2 separate regions of the Mus musculus genome follow, and region 2 is linked to region 1. A link is a loop called in an ENCODE intact Hi-C map of the cell type or tissue named here. Cell type or tissue: left cerebral cortex. All regions are shown on one strand. Links, peaks and the distances in the headings refer to the core of each region. The heading gives the core; the rest is flanking DNA.

Region 1 (5,926 bases), core at 534-5,533:
AGCAAATTTAAGCTCTGGGAACAGCGAGGTCTTCCAGACAGCTAGTGATGTTAGGGCAGAAGGTGTTGAGGCAGTGAATTGTCCACAGTGTGGACTCCATGTCACTCAGATGGGTCAGTGCCTCTTAAGGTCACAGAGCCTCTCTCCTTCTGACACTTTTGTCTGAGACAAAGCTCATCCCTTCCCAGTATCACACCTGTCCTATTTCCTTTCTTCCTGTTTCTGCTCTGGGCTGTGGGACGCACAGAACATCCCTGCTCCTTGACCTGGGTACATCTAAGTGTTGAAAGACAATGGTGTCATGTTCTCCCTGAAGACATCACTTACCGGGGCTCATTCATCAAGCACCTTGCCACCAGGGCTACCTCAACCTGGAGACATCTCAAGTGTTGTCACCTCTCCAGCCTCCAGAAAGTTCTCATAGTCACAGCACATGGTAGGTCCCACAGCCAGGATGGCTAGAAGGACCATGGGCTAGCATGCCCATACACAGTTTCAACAGGTTTCAAGAGCAGAGGCCACACAGCTGCTAAAATGTTTGGTCCTGACAAGCCATCCCTGTGAAAGACGGGTCTCAGGGTTCATCTGTCTGCTGGAGCCAGTGGACTGGCTGCTCCTGGGCTAGGACCAGCTTCAGCCTTACCTCAGAATCCCACAGCAGGGCTGCAGAAATGGCATTCACTGGACGAATTTGGACCAGGCAGATGGTGCCTTTCCATTTATCCCACAAGAACCTTTGCCATGGTACAATGTAGTCGTGGGCAGAGGTCAGTAGCAATTTCCCGAGAGACTGGGGTATGATATGGGGTATGGTGTTTGTTTGCTTCCAATTTGTTAGGAACAGGGCAGCGTTGTGTGTTTTCAGTCAGGGCCAGTATGCAGTATGAGCAAAACCGCAGAGTGAAGATGCCCATCTCTACTCTGAAAAGCCCCTCTCCTGAGGTGTCAGAGAATAATTAGGGCTAACCAGTGAGGCCTGGACCTGATTGTCACCTAACAGGTCATGAGATCAAGGATGCTTTTGTGATCTCTCCCCGACTCCTGCCATCCCACCCTACCTCCCAGATCAAGCTAGGCAAGCTCTTTGGGGGTGGCTTGGGACTTCACATGAATGCGGGAGTCTCCAGCTAAGCCCGATCACCATAAAGGCAGGCTCAGAGGAGGTGTCCCCGTGGTCCCAGCCTCAGTACCTGTGGTGCATGTGGCACTGCAGGGCTCATGGGATGAGAGCTTCCACCGGTACATGTCAGCTGGGCTCACACCTTGCTTGCGTGCCTTGGGTCTGGTCCTGAAACACGGTCAAACAGAGCGTGGTGAGAAAGCTGGGTGCTTATAGGCTTAGTCTGCCTCTAAGACACACTCCCCTTAAAGACACATTTTCCTGGGCTCCAGCAAGTACCCTCCATGTAAACCAGGGCTCCACCCTTTGGAACAGAAAAGGAGACATACATGTTGGCCATGAGCAGACGTGGGTACTTCTCATTTCAGGTACTAGAGACTCTGCATTGAGGCACCCTGTTCTTTCAGAGGAACGCTGAGCAATGGGGAACTCACCAGTGTTCTAACTGCTCTTTCAACATCCACCAGCTTCTCACTCCGTCTTCTCGCACACGCTAGCAGATTCCTTCTTCCCACCCCAGAAGGAATCTCAGAAAGCCCTTAGGGCCTGAGCGCTTCCAGAATTTTCCCCAGCTGCCTCCCTCAGTTGGGTTTCTGATGAATGGGGACACCAGCCACTCAGCTTCCAAATTTCAAACTCACAAAGCCCAGCTGCAGGAGGGAGAGTGGCCTCGTCCCCACACTGCATTGCAGCTCAGGTCCACGATGGCTGCACAGGCCAGCTGACGGGAAGAGGCACGCTGGGGGCTGGCCAGCTAACAGCTCTGGTTCTTGGCCAGAAGCCAAGTATTGTTAGGACTGTTAGCTTCTTTGAACCAGCCTCAACACCCTCTGTGCAGGCTATGCGGGACTCTGCAGGGGGAGGAAGCCGCTGCTGCACTGTTATCTCCACCCAGGTTATCTGCTTCAAGACCTGGCCACTCAAATAAGAACACAGTCTCTGAGTCTCATAACCCCTGGGAGCCAAGAAGAGCAGTTGAGGAGGCAGCCCATCACTATCACCATCACCATCACCATCACCACAGCTCCCTTGGGCTGCATAGCCCAGCTCTTCTTTCTTTGGAACTAAAAGGGGCTACCTAAGGGCGGTGCAGTACCACCTTTCACAGGACTTAAATGGACCAGACTCTTTCCTGGGGACCACAGTCACTCGAGAACTGTGGATGTTATAGGCCATTACATTCTAAAAGCCATTCAGTGTGAATCTATGGTAGAGACATCTGTAAGGACTGTTAGTCAAGTGGGTAAGAATTGCGCCTGCATTTGGCTCAGATTGGCTCTTGTCTCCCGAGAGAGTGCTCTGGAGACGAACACTACCCTGCTGTCCTGATAGCACGTCACGCTCTGAGAACCCAGGAAATGATCTACCCACAGGAGCCTCAGTCATGAGTTTACTGATGTGACTCCATGAATTCTCAAGGGGAGGGTGGGGGCAGGAAAGGAGGGAGGCTAGGGCCTGGGCCACCTCTCCTGGGCCTCAAACTGGTCCTTAAGCCAGGCTCTGTGCAGGGAAAGCTCTGCCTTCTTCTCTGCTTATAAACAAAGCTTCAACACTGAGGGGAGGGGAAGGGCGTCTCAAAGCAAAAGATCCTAGCCCTGAGCTCCCAGTGGGACCCACTCACAGCACCAACTGAGGGTGGGCCAAACCCCTCAGGGGGAGAAAACTGGGGAGAAGAGTTTATCCTTTAAGGCTCGACCCAGATAACACTGGAGCTGCCTGGGCCCCTGACACTGCCTTGAGCAGCCTTAAATTCCTCCCAAAAAAACAAAAAGAGAGAAGATGTGCTTGGTGTGGAAGCCTCCATCTTTATATAATTACACACTTCTCAGCCACAGCCTGCATGACTCATCCCTGACTCAAGAGCTAGCCGCCAGGTTCAAAATAACCCTTTGGATTTTAAGCTCTAAAGGTATTTCTGGAGGGGCTGTCTACACCCACTCTCCGGCACGTGTGGGGTGCTGGGTGCTGCTTAGATCACAGTGCGTACCTATCAGGTTTTCTTGCTGGAAGGTGCACCAAAAGTGCCACACCCTGGAAACCATCACCACCCCAATATGGAAGAGCCCTTTCCTCAGCGGTGATGGTTTCTGAGACACCGGTGGCCACTTTTCTGGGTTCTTGCCCAGTGCCTGGCGGGACACAGGCTCCTGAAATCCCCAGAGAGCAGAGCTCTGAAATGACTGTTTGTTTATAAATGAACCAGAAATTCTCTTCCTACCACCCTCCAGGCTTCAGAGTGTGCCTTTGCATCCCAGACGCCTGATCCCAAAGTGTCTGGTGACAGCCCCTCCCGGGATTGTTTGAAGCCTCTCTAGAAGATGAAAATAGCCCTTCCTTTCTAGGCTGTCCCTTTGATTTCACCGGCTCCCGGAGCAGACTTGACTTCCTATGTTTGGACAACACTCGGAGATGTGGCTATTTCGGCTTGGTAGTTTCCCCCATGGCCTCCCTCAGCCCATTATCTCCCCAGACCATCTTTGGTCCCCACCAGCAGCATCCTTTGATGGCAGTCGGTTGGGCATCTCACTGAGCTGCACTTTTCTGAGTGCTGACAACCTGTTTTAATGACTTGACTCTAGGAATCCAGTCTGTCCCACAGGGCTAAGGGGGCAAGGGAAAGAACAGATGGACGCTTTGGAATGTGGCTTAGGGATTCTGGACTATGTGGCTGCTAGTCCCTTCTCAGCTCCTTCCCAAGAGCCTAACACTCATGGTAGTTGTGAGCACTCCCTGCTCTATGCATAAAAAACGTTGAGTCCATCCCAGCATCAGAAGTCTGTTAGCAACATGGTTCCCATTTAGGACATTTAGATCTGGGGACATTTGGACTGTCAACCTTTTAGAAAGATACGTAACAATCCAGACTCACAACCTCATGTCAGATTCACTTACCCGTGCTTTCCCACTTATCTCCAGGCTCCTGGCCCTTCTAGCTAGATCCCTCTACAATGACTCCTACTCCATAGGGCAGTAAGATAGGGCAAGGAGAAGTGCCTCTTACCTTGCCTTGTGAGTCCTGTTCCCAGCCAAGTTGGGGGGGCTGGCACTGGTGTTGGGGAATGGGGCCTCAGAGGAGGTGTTGATCCTGTCACTGCTCAGCTCCAGGTAAGACCCATTGATCAAGTAGGCAGCAGGCCCCTCATTCTCCTCATAATCCACATAGAGGCTCTCAGCTGGGGAGCTTCTGGGAGCACCCTGGGCAAAGATGCTATTCATGGTCTCATTGAGTGAGAACTCTTCTGATTCAGAGCCTGTGCCCAAGAGCTGGTCGGAGATGGTGTTGGCTGAGAGAAGCTCGTGGGAGGTGAAATGGGCACTGATCTCCCGGTCATCCTTGTCCGCGGAGAAAGCTCTCCCAGTGGCATTGTGGTCTGCAGAGAGACAGGTGTTTCAACAGCCATGCTGCTCTTGTGTTGATTGTCCCTCCTACTCCCACACATTCCTGTGTGTGACAGGTGAGTTACATGAACAGGATGAATTCATGGGGCAGGGAAAAAGCAGGAGTCCCCAGATTCTTCTCCATAAGACACCAATATCATCGAATGATAGGAAACCCAATGATCACTGCAGACGGTTTGGCAGTGTCCCCAAAGCCCAGGCTCGGCTGGAAGTTCTGCATCAGATCTGGTTTGGAAAGAGGATCTTTATAGGCTCATGAAATAATATAACCTGGATTTAGGTTGAATCTTAAATGACTGGTGCGTGGCTAGGAAGAGAGAACACAGACACGTAAACCTCAAAAAGTCCAGCACAGGAAAGAAGTATGTGTGAGGCAACACACCCAGGACCCCCAGCAACATCCATTAGGCCCAGTGCTACCCAAGTGAGCCACAGGGTAGAAGAGCTGGCAGATCACTTCCTCTCTCTAAGCCCATCTCTTCCATCAGACTCAGACAGCCATATATGGTTCACCCTCAGCAAATGTGGGGTCTGCATCCTAAGAATCAGAGGGTGAAGGGTCCAAATATTTTGAAAAAGAATTTCATGCTGTCTGGGTCTGGTGGCGTACAGCTTTAATCCTAGCACTGGGAAGGCAAAGGCAGAGACAGATGGATGTCTTATGAATTTGAGACCAGTCTGGTTTACACAGCAAGTTCTAGTCTCACAGAAGGAGGAGAAGGAAGGGGAAGAGGAGGAGAAGAAAGAGAAGAAGGAGGAGGAGGAGGAGGAGGAGGAGGAGGAAGACTTATATCTATATTAAGCAGATTTTGACAGTTAATATTGATTGTCAACTTAACAGGCTCTAGAGTCACCAAGGCGACAAGCTTTCTACACTTGTCTATGAGGAGTTATCTAGATTAGGTCAATTGAGACAGTGAACACCAGCTTCCTTTCTCTCCCTCTGCTTCCTGACTGCAGGTGCAACGTGACCCACTGCCTTAAGCTCCTGCCGCCATGATGGAAAGTATCTCCTGGGATTGGGAGCCAAAATAAAACCTCCCCTCCTTCCTGGGGTTGCTTAGTCGGCATTTTGTCAAATCAACGAGAGAAGTATCTAACCCACTGATATACCAGTTCCATCCTGTGTCACCTTGCATTGACTTAAAGTCAATTGCTACCCACAGTACACACACACTGCATCTAGTACTGGGGTCAGCTCTGATGATCAATGCAGGTTCTCTGCAAACACAGCACAGTATACAGGGATTTGAGTAGCTAAGAAGCTGAGAATTTGGGTGTTCAAGAGCACCCTATAGCCAATCTGCAGAACTATGGCTGTATAGCTCTGACTTCACACTCTGCCTGCCCAGAGAGATGTGCAAGCAACTGAAATTCTCCTTAGCCTCTTCTGCAGACTTCAAAGAA
Region 2 (5,926 bases), core at 556-5,555, 130 kb before region 1:
TCTCAACACCTGGGCATCTTGAGCCCACACATATGGTTGCCTTACCCTACCTGGCAGAGATCGATCATGGACTGGTCTCATGACATCCTTAGCTGTGTTACTTGTGAGAGAGGTGGTTTGTGACTGAGTAAAGAGGCTAACCCTGGCCCAGATTTGGTGCAGGTTGGATCCTTGACAGGTTGTCCACAAGTGGTGATCCATCCTCTTTATATTGGTGGCAGGCGTTTCCATCACTCGCTCACGGACCACACCCGCTGGATCCGAGAGCGCAGCCATGAGTCCTATGCCAAGAACTACTCGGTTGTCTTCCCACACGATGAGCCACTGGCAGGACGCAACATGAGGAGAGACCCCCTGCATGAGGTATGCAGGCACGGACAACCTGAGGAGCCTGGAGGGCCTTGGCGGTTGGGGTGACAGACACTTGTGGGATATTCTACTGTAGGGCTGTGCTCCCTGAGGTCTGTGTCGGGTGCTGTGGCAGGGTTGGGTGGAAGAGACTAGTTTCCACAGGGGCTTTAGGCCAAGTGGAGAGACAGATGTCCTGAAAGCAGCCTCCGGGTGGTGGAGATAGCTCAGGTGGTGCAGTGTTTGCATGTAAGCATGAAGAGCCCACATATAAAAATGGGCCTTGTGCCTCAGTGATCCCAGCACTGGGGAGGCAGAGACAGGAGGGTCCTAGCCTAGTCAGTGAGCTTCAGGTTCAATGAAAAACCCTCTCTCATAACACAAGGTGGATGGCATGTGGGAACTTCCAAGGTTGTTCTCTGTCCTCCACACAGATGTGCACACACACACACACACACACACACACACACACACACACACGGACAGATGGACGGATGGACATGGGTGTCTGCCCCAGGGCTGCAGCAGTGCAGGAGGTGGGGTCTGGGTGGTAGAGGGCATGGTGAGTATGTACAGGCATGTATCAGAGCAGCCAGGCTGAGCATAGAGAGAGACAGACATCTCACCACAGTCTTCTTGGGATACCATCTCTGTTTTCTGGAAGACTCAAGATCAAGTTGTCCCTGACATGGTTCCTGACTAAAGCCTTATTGGCTGCAGACAACCACTGTCTTGCTATGTCCTCTTTAGAGCACAGCACATCCCAGCAGGTCCTTCTCTGGACTGGCACTCTGGGATTGGGACCCACTCTTTGATCTTATTTAACCCCAATGCTCTCCCTATAGGCTCAGTCTCTGGACTATGAGACTAGTGGTTTGGGCTTCAGTATATGTGCTGCTGGGGGGCAGGCACAGCTCAGCACATGGCAGCTCATTCTCTAGATTATGGATTCTTGTGAGGCAAGGGCGCTGTGGGAGCTCTGGGGAGGAGCAGCTACCTGCTTCCTTGAGCACTCTTGGGTATGAGTGGTAGGTGCCCTGGCTCCGTATCCTGTGTGGTGTCTGGCCTTGTGTGATGGGCTCTCTCTGTCTTCACCAGGAGCTGCTTGGACAAGGCTGTGTGTTTCAAGAGCGACAGGGATGGGAACGGCCGGGATGGTTCAACCCCCAGGAAACAGCTCAGGTGAGCAAAGACTCTTGGCCACCGGTTTATGTAACTGGGAGGCCCTGGGCCTCTCATACCCCTTTCCATCTCAGCATCCTCCCAGCCACCCAAGTCAGGCTGATCCAGTGTGCCTCAGGCTGTGGCGACAGGTCAGTTGTCCGCACCCAGGAAGCTGAGAGAGTCCTGAGCACCTCAGCGGTAAGACTCCTTTAAAGGCTTGCTTGCAGTGGCCCGGCTTTCCACACCCACATGGGCACGCCCTGGATGCCAGCACAGACTCACAGTGTGGACAGACTGGAGGATCCCCCTGAGGAGGAATGCAGGCCCTTTCACACACTGTTCGAGAATGTATATTTGGCAACACCAACTGTTAGCTGCTGTTAGTGGGAGGAACTGTGCCTCAGTGTTTCAGTTTATCCACTGAACCATCCCACACGCTGGCCTCTGGGATGCTGTAGGGGTCTCCCCAGAGCTTCCTAGGAACAGCCCCTGAGAGCAGACTACAGAGGCTTTGAGGCCCACTTGTGTGCAAATTAACCCTTTCCTGCAGATCAGCCCCATCGCGTTACAGCGTGACCCTCATCCGGCTTCTCAGTTAGCCAGGTCCACGACTCACTGCAGGGCAAACTCAGGGCCTCAGTAACAGGGCCTTTTCTCTCACTGGTCCTGGAGGCAGAGTCGGCAGGGTGGGCTCAGAGCCTCAGTCCTGGAGGTCTTAGGCAAGGAGAGGTACTTAGTGGGATGGGAAGCCTCGTGATCCTCCAGTGAGAAGACTTTATATCCTACCCAGGAGCCAGTCTGGAAAACCTTGTAGAGTTAAAGCAGATGGATATTCCTTCTAGGGCCTCAGAGACCAGGGGAAGTATGTTTGGCTGGAGAAGGAGAGATACTGGGGAGGGCCTCAAAGATGTCATGGCTGACAGGGGCACTGGGCATAACAGGTTAACTAAGGTAGATCCCCGGTTCCCGGAGTTCAGCTCTTATCCCTGAAAGGTGAGTGAAGCCTACAGTTAGAGTTGCAGCTGTGGAAGAAGAGATTCATAGATTCTTTATTCACCTCTGCAGTGGGGAGGAAGCCACTCAGAGCCTGAGGTCACAGAGGAGGGGGACAGGGAAGGCATCTGACCCATGTGACAGATCTCAGGGGATGGTGGGACAGTAGAGAGGAGCCAGACACTTGTGCCTTCTCAGAGTTTCTTAGGAACAGTCACAGATACCAGTCATACCTGCCTAGCTTCATGCCCTGGCTTCTTAGCTTGGTCTAAACCTTGGGGCGAATTTAACCACCTGGAATTCAGATTCCCCCATCTGAAGAATGGGTGGCCCTCCTTGGGAGTTTATGTGGGCCCTTTGAGTGGGGATTTCATGACACCATCTCTGTGGTGGCTCCTACCCACACTTTCACCCTTCCCCTGATGTCCCAGCATCAGGCGGAAGTACTCACAGTTGCCCAAGTTCCTCTCCAGCTCACTTGGTATCTAGGCTTTTCTCTATCCTCCAGTCAGAACCAGTAAGGCAGGGATTAAGCTGTTATCTGAACAGGCACCTTTGTGTTACCTGATCCATTAAAATCCACTAACTGTTCCCCGAGGGAGCTTTATGGAGGACAGGACCAGGCCTGTGTCATGTTCTTCCTAGTATCTGCTTGTGGAGGGAGGAGAGAGAAGGGAGGGAGTGTGTGAGATGTTGTTCTTACTGTTGTGCCCAAATGGCCACAGGATACAGTTAAGGAAGGGGGCCTCTATATCAGCAGGGCAAAGCGTCATAGTAGGGAAGACATGGTGGTAGGAACGGAGGCGGCTGGTCATATTGTGTCTTCAGATAGGACGTGGGGAGCAGAAAGGAAGTGGGACTGGGCTATAAAGTCTCAACCTTCCATCTTCCCCCAAACAGCATCACCAGATGAGGACCAAGTGCTCACTTGTGAGCCTGTGGGAGACATTTTACCTTCAAGCTACAACAGGGAGGGAAGAGGAAGGCAGAGTGAAAGATGGCCTCATTTTCTGTAACAGGTCCTTGACTACGACTACTACGGGGCCTACGGAAACCAGGCACACAAGGACTACACCTACAGCAGGTTGCTAGGCGATGAGTACACCTTCGACTTCCCACCCCACCACCACATGGTAAGCAGCCTGAGCTGGGCCCACAGCTGCCTTCTGTCCCTCCTGTACGGGCCTCTGCTGAGCTGTGTGCGCATGCAGTGTGTGTGTGTGTGTGTGTGTGTGTGTGTGTGTGGTCATTTCTGCACGCACATGTGGGGGGGTTGCTTTCTGAGGGGCTTCTGCTTGCTACAAGTTCACAACCTCTCTAGCTAGCAGTTTTGTGGGAACAATGTAATGTTTTTCTTTCCCTCTCTACTCTGCACTATAATTTTGCCAGCAGTCAGGGTCCTTCAGTATTGCTGCTGGAGGGCAGCAAAAGGTAGGATTGAGGCCGCTGGCTCGGGTAGCTGTCTTTTAAGGTTTCTTTCTTTCTTTCTTTCTTTCTTTCTTTCTTTCTTTCTTTCTTTCTTTTTTTTTTTTTTTTTGAGACAGGGTTTCTCTGTATAGCCCTGGCTGTCCTGGAACTCACTTTGTAGACCAGGCTGGCCTCTCTTTTAAGGTTTCTATTGATAAAACACAATGACCCAAAGCAACCTGAGGGAAGGGGCTATTCCAGCTTTCAGCCTGTAGTCCATCATGAAGGTCAGTAACTCAAGGCAGGAAGCTGGAGGCAGGAACATTAGCAGAGGCCATGGAGGGACAAACCTTACTGGTTCACTCCTTACACCTTACTTAGTCTGCTTTCTTATACAATTTAGGGCCACCTACCATGGGTGGCACAGCACAGCCCTCTCTGAGCTAGGCTTTGCTATATCCATCGTTAATCAAGAAAATGTCCTACAAGTTTGTTTATAGGCAACCTGAATGGAGATATTTTATCAACCAAGGTTTTTCTTCCCAGATAACTCTGGAGTAGGTCTAGAACAAGGTGGGCTTGCCGGCCCTGTGCGCAAGGCCACTGGAAGGACAAAGCAGAAGAAACCAGGGCTGGGATGATGGCAACATTAGAATCTGTTCATTGGCTCAAAAAGTGGGCAGGTGAAGCTGGCCAGGCAGTTTGTGGTCCTCCCCCAATATGCTTGGTTCTCTGCCTATGAGTTTTGAGGTGCTGAGTCTTAGGGGCCAGGCATCCCTGCAGCAGCGTGTGTCCCACAGGCAGCTCACACAGACTGAGCAATGGTAATGTCCATACCACGTCTCCCAGCTCCTTTGAGAATTAAAGTTGTCTCTGGGCATGTATGTCACTATGCCGGAGGCACCTGTGATCCCATGCATGTGATGTCTCACTGTGCATCTTAGGTAGGTGCAGAACCAAGCTCTCAACCTGGCCCTAGACTGTGGGCAAAGCATCAGGAAGATATCAGGCAGGGACTGCCATCAGGCCCCTCACAGTCAAAGTCACTGGTATCTCTGTCTCTCCAGACTCAAATAGCATGTTGTGGCCAATGCTGAAGGCAAAGGCCCATTTGTTCCCATCACTCTCCCCTAAGGTTCTGTGACAAGCAGATATTAAAGCAGATCAGAGCTCTCTGAGGTGGTTGCAAAAGTCAGGAGCTCCACAGAGCAAAGCAGTTGCAGGGCCAGCTCGGTGCTCGGTCCTCACAACCCCCTCAAGGGTGTACATGGCTACGTCTGGCACCTCGGCACCTGCAGCTTCTACAGCCTGTGGGACTCCTGGCCCTGGAGGGTGTGGAAGCTTGGGGAAGATGCCAATTTGGCTTAGCAGCTCCATCCAGCCTCCGCAACTGCACCAGAGACAGTCCCTGCGCATGAAACACACACTTGTTCTCCACATTGGCAGCTTCCCCAGCCAGGCAGACAGCGAGTGTCAGCCTGGGGAACTGTTTGGGTTTGGGTCAGCAGCTCTCACAGTGCCAGAAAAGACACCTCAAAGCCTGGTGGACAGGGAGCGATCCTTAATGATGTCTGGAGAGAGGCAGAAGAGCTGGGGCCTCAGGAGGCAGCATGTTGTGCCAAGGTCTGGCGTTTGCCCAGAAGCCAGTTGCAAGGTCTAAAAGGCTGGCTTCTATGCCCAGCTCAGCCATGGGTGTGGCACTGGAGACCTCCACTGTCACCCTTGTGATGAGGAGCTCTTTGTGGCCATGCTAGGAGAATTTCTGAGGCTTTTTCCTGTACTGCTATGAACTCCGGAGCCCTGGGGATACCAAGAGTTGGTAGCAGCCATCTCACTACTGATGAACAGAAGAAGACAGGTCCAGCTTCCAGACACAGTGGCTGTCCAGCCCATAGCAGTGGCTCCCACCACCGCTATCTGTGCCCTCAGTAATGAAAGTAAGGTTGGCACAGCTGAGCGGTGCCTCAGAGGAGGCAGCGAGAGGTGTGTACTCCTTTTCGTTGTTAACAGCTTT

What was found. Hi-C counts contacts between places; a loop is a spot of excess contacts. Peaks named below come from ENCODE experiments on the same cell type or tissue, not always from the same donor. Only the 100,000 strongest peaks of a DNase experiment are listed, where the experiment ranks them.
Region 2: a loop joins it to region 1, with 6 times the contacts of the local background. A loop is called at or near these places in 1 of 42 quality-filtered maps.

What each region holds. Positions count from the first base shown.
Region 1 is chr2:27,093,968-27,099,893 of GRCm38, reverse strand. Adamtsl2 (ADAMTS-like 2) reads right to left here. Exons shown (of 19, transcript NM_029981.2): 11 at 4,122-4,491; 12 at 1,191-1,288. Among named protein-coding and RNA genes, the nearest start is that of Gm36882, 5.9 kb to the left of the region's middle. In left cerebral cortex, for the core only: no CTCF peak of the experiment used is centred there; DNase peaks (open chromatin) are centred at 1,836, 2,467, 3,028, 3,333 and 1 more place; H3K27ac peaks cover 3,622 bases.
Region 2 is chr2:27,222,681-27,228,606 of GRCm38, reverse strand. It overlaps Sardh (sarcosine dehydrogenase), which reads left to right. Exons shown (of 21, transcript NM_138665.2): 11 at 222-363; 12 at 1,447-1,530; 13 at 3,525-3,638. Among named protein-coding and RNA genes, the nearest start is that of Sardh, 22 kb to the left of the region's middle. In left cerebral cortex, for the core only: no CTCF peak of the experiment used is centred there; DNase peaks (open chromatin) are centred at 1,839, 3,582 and 5,293; H3K27ac peaks cover 655 bases.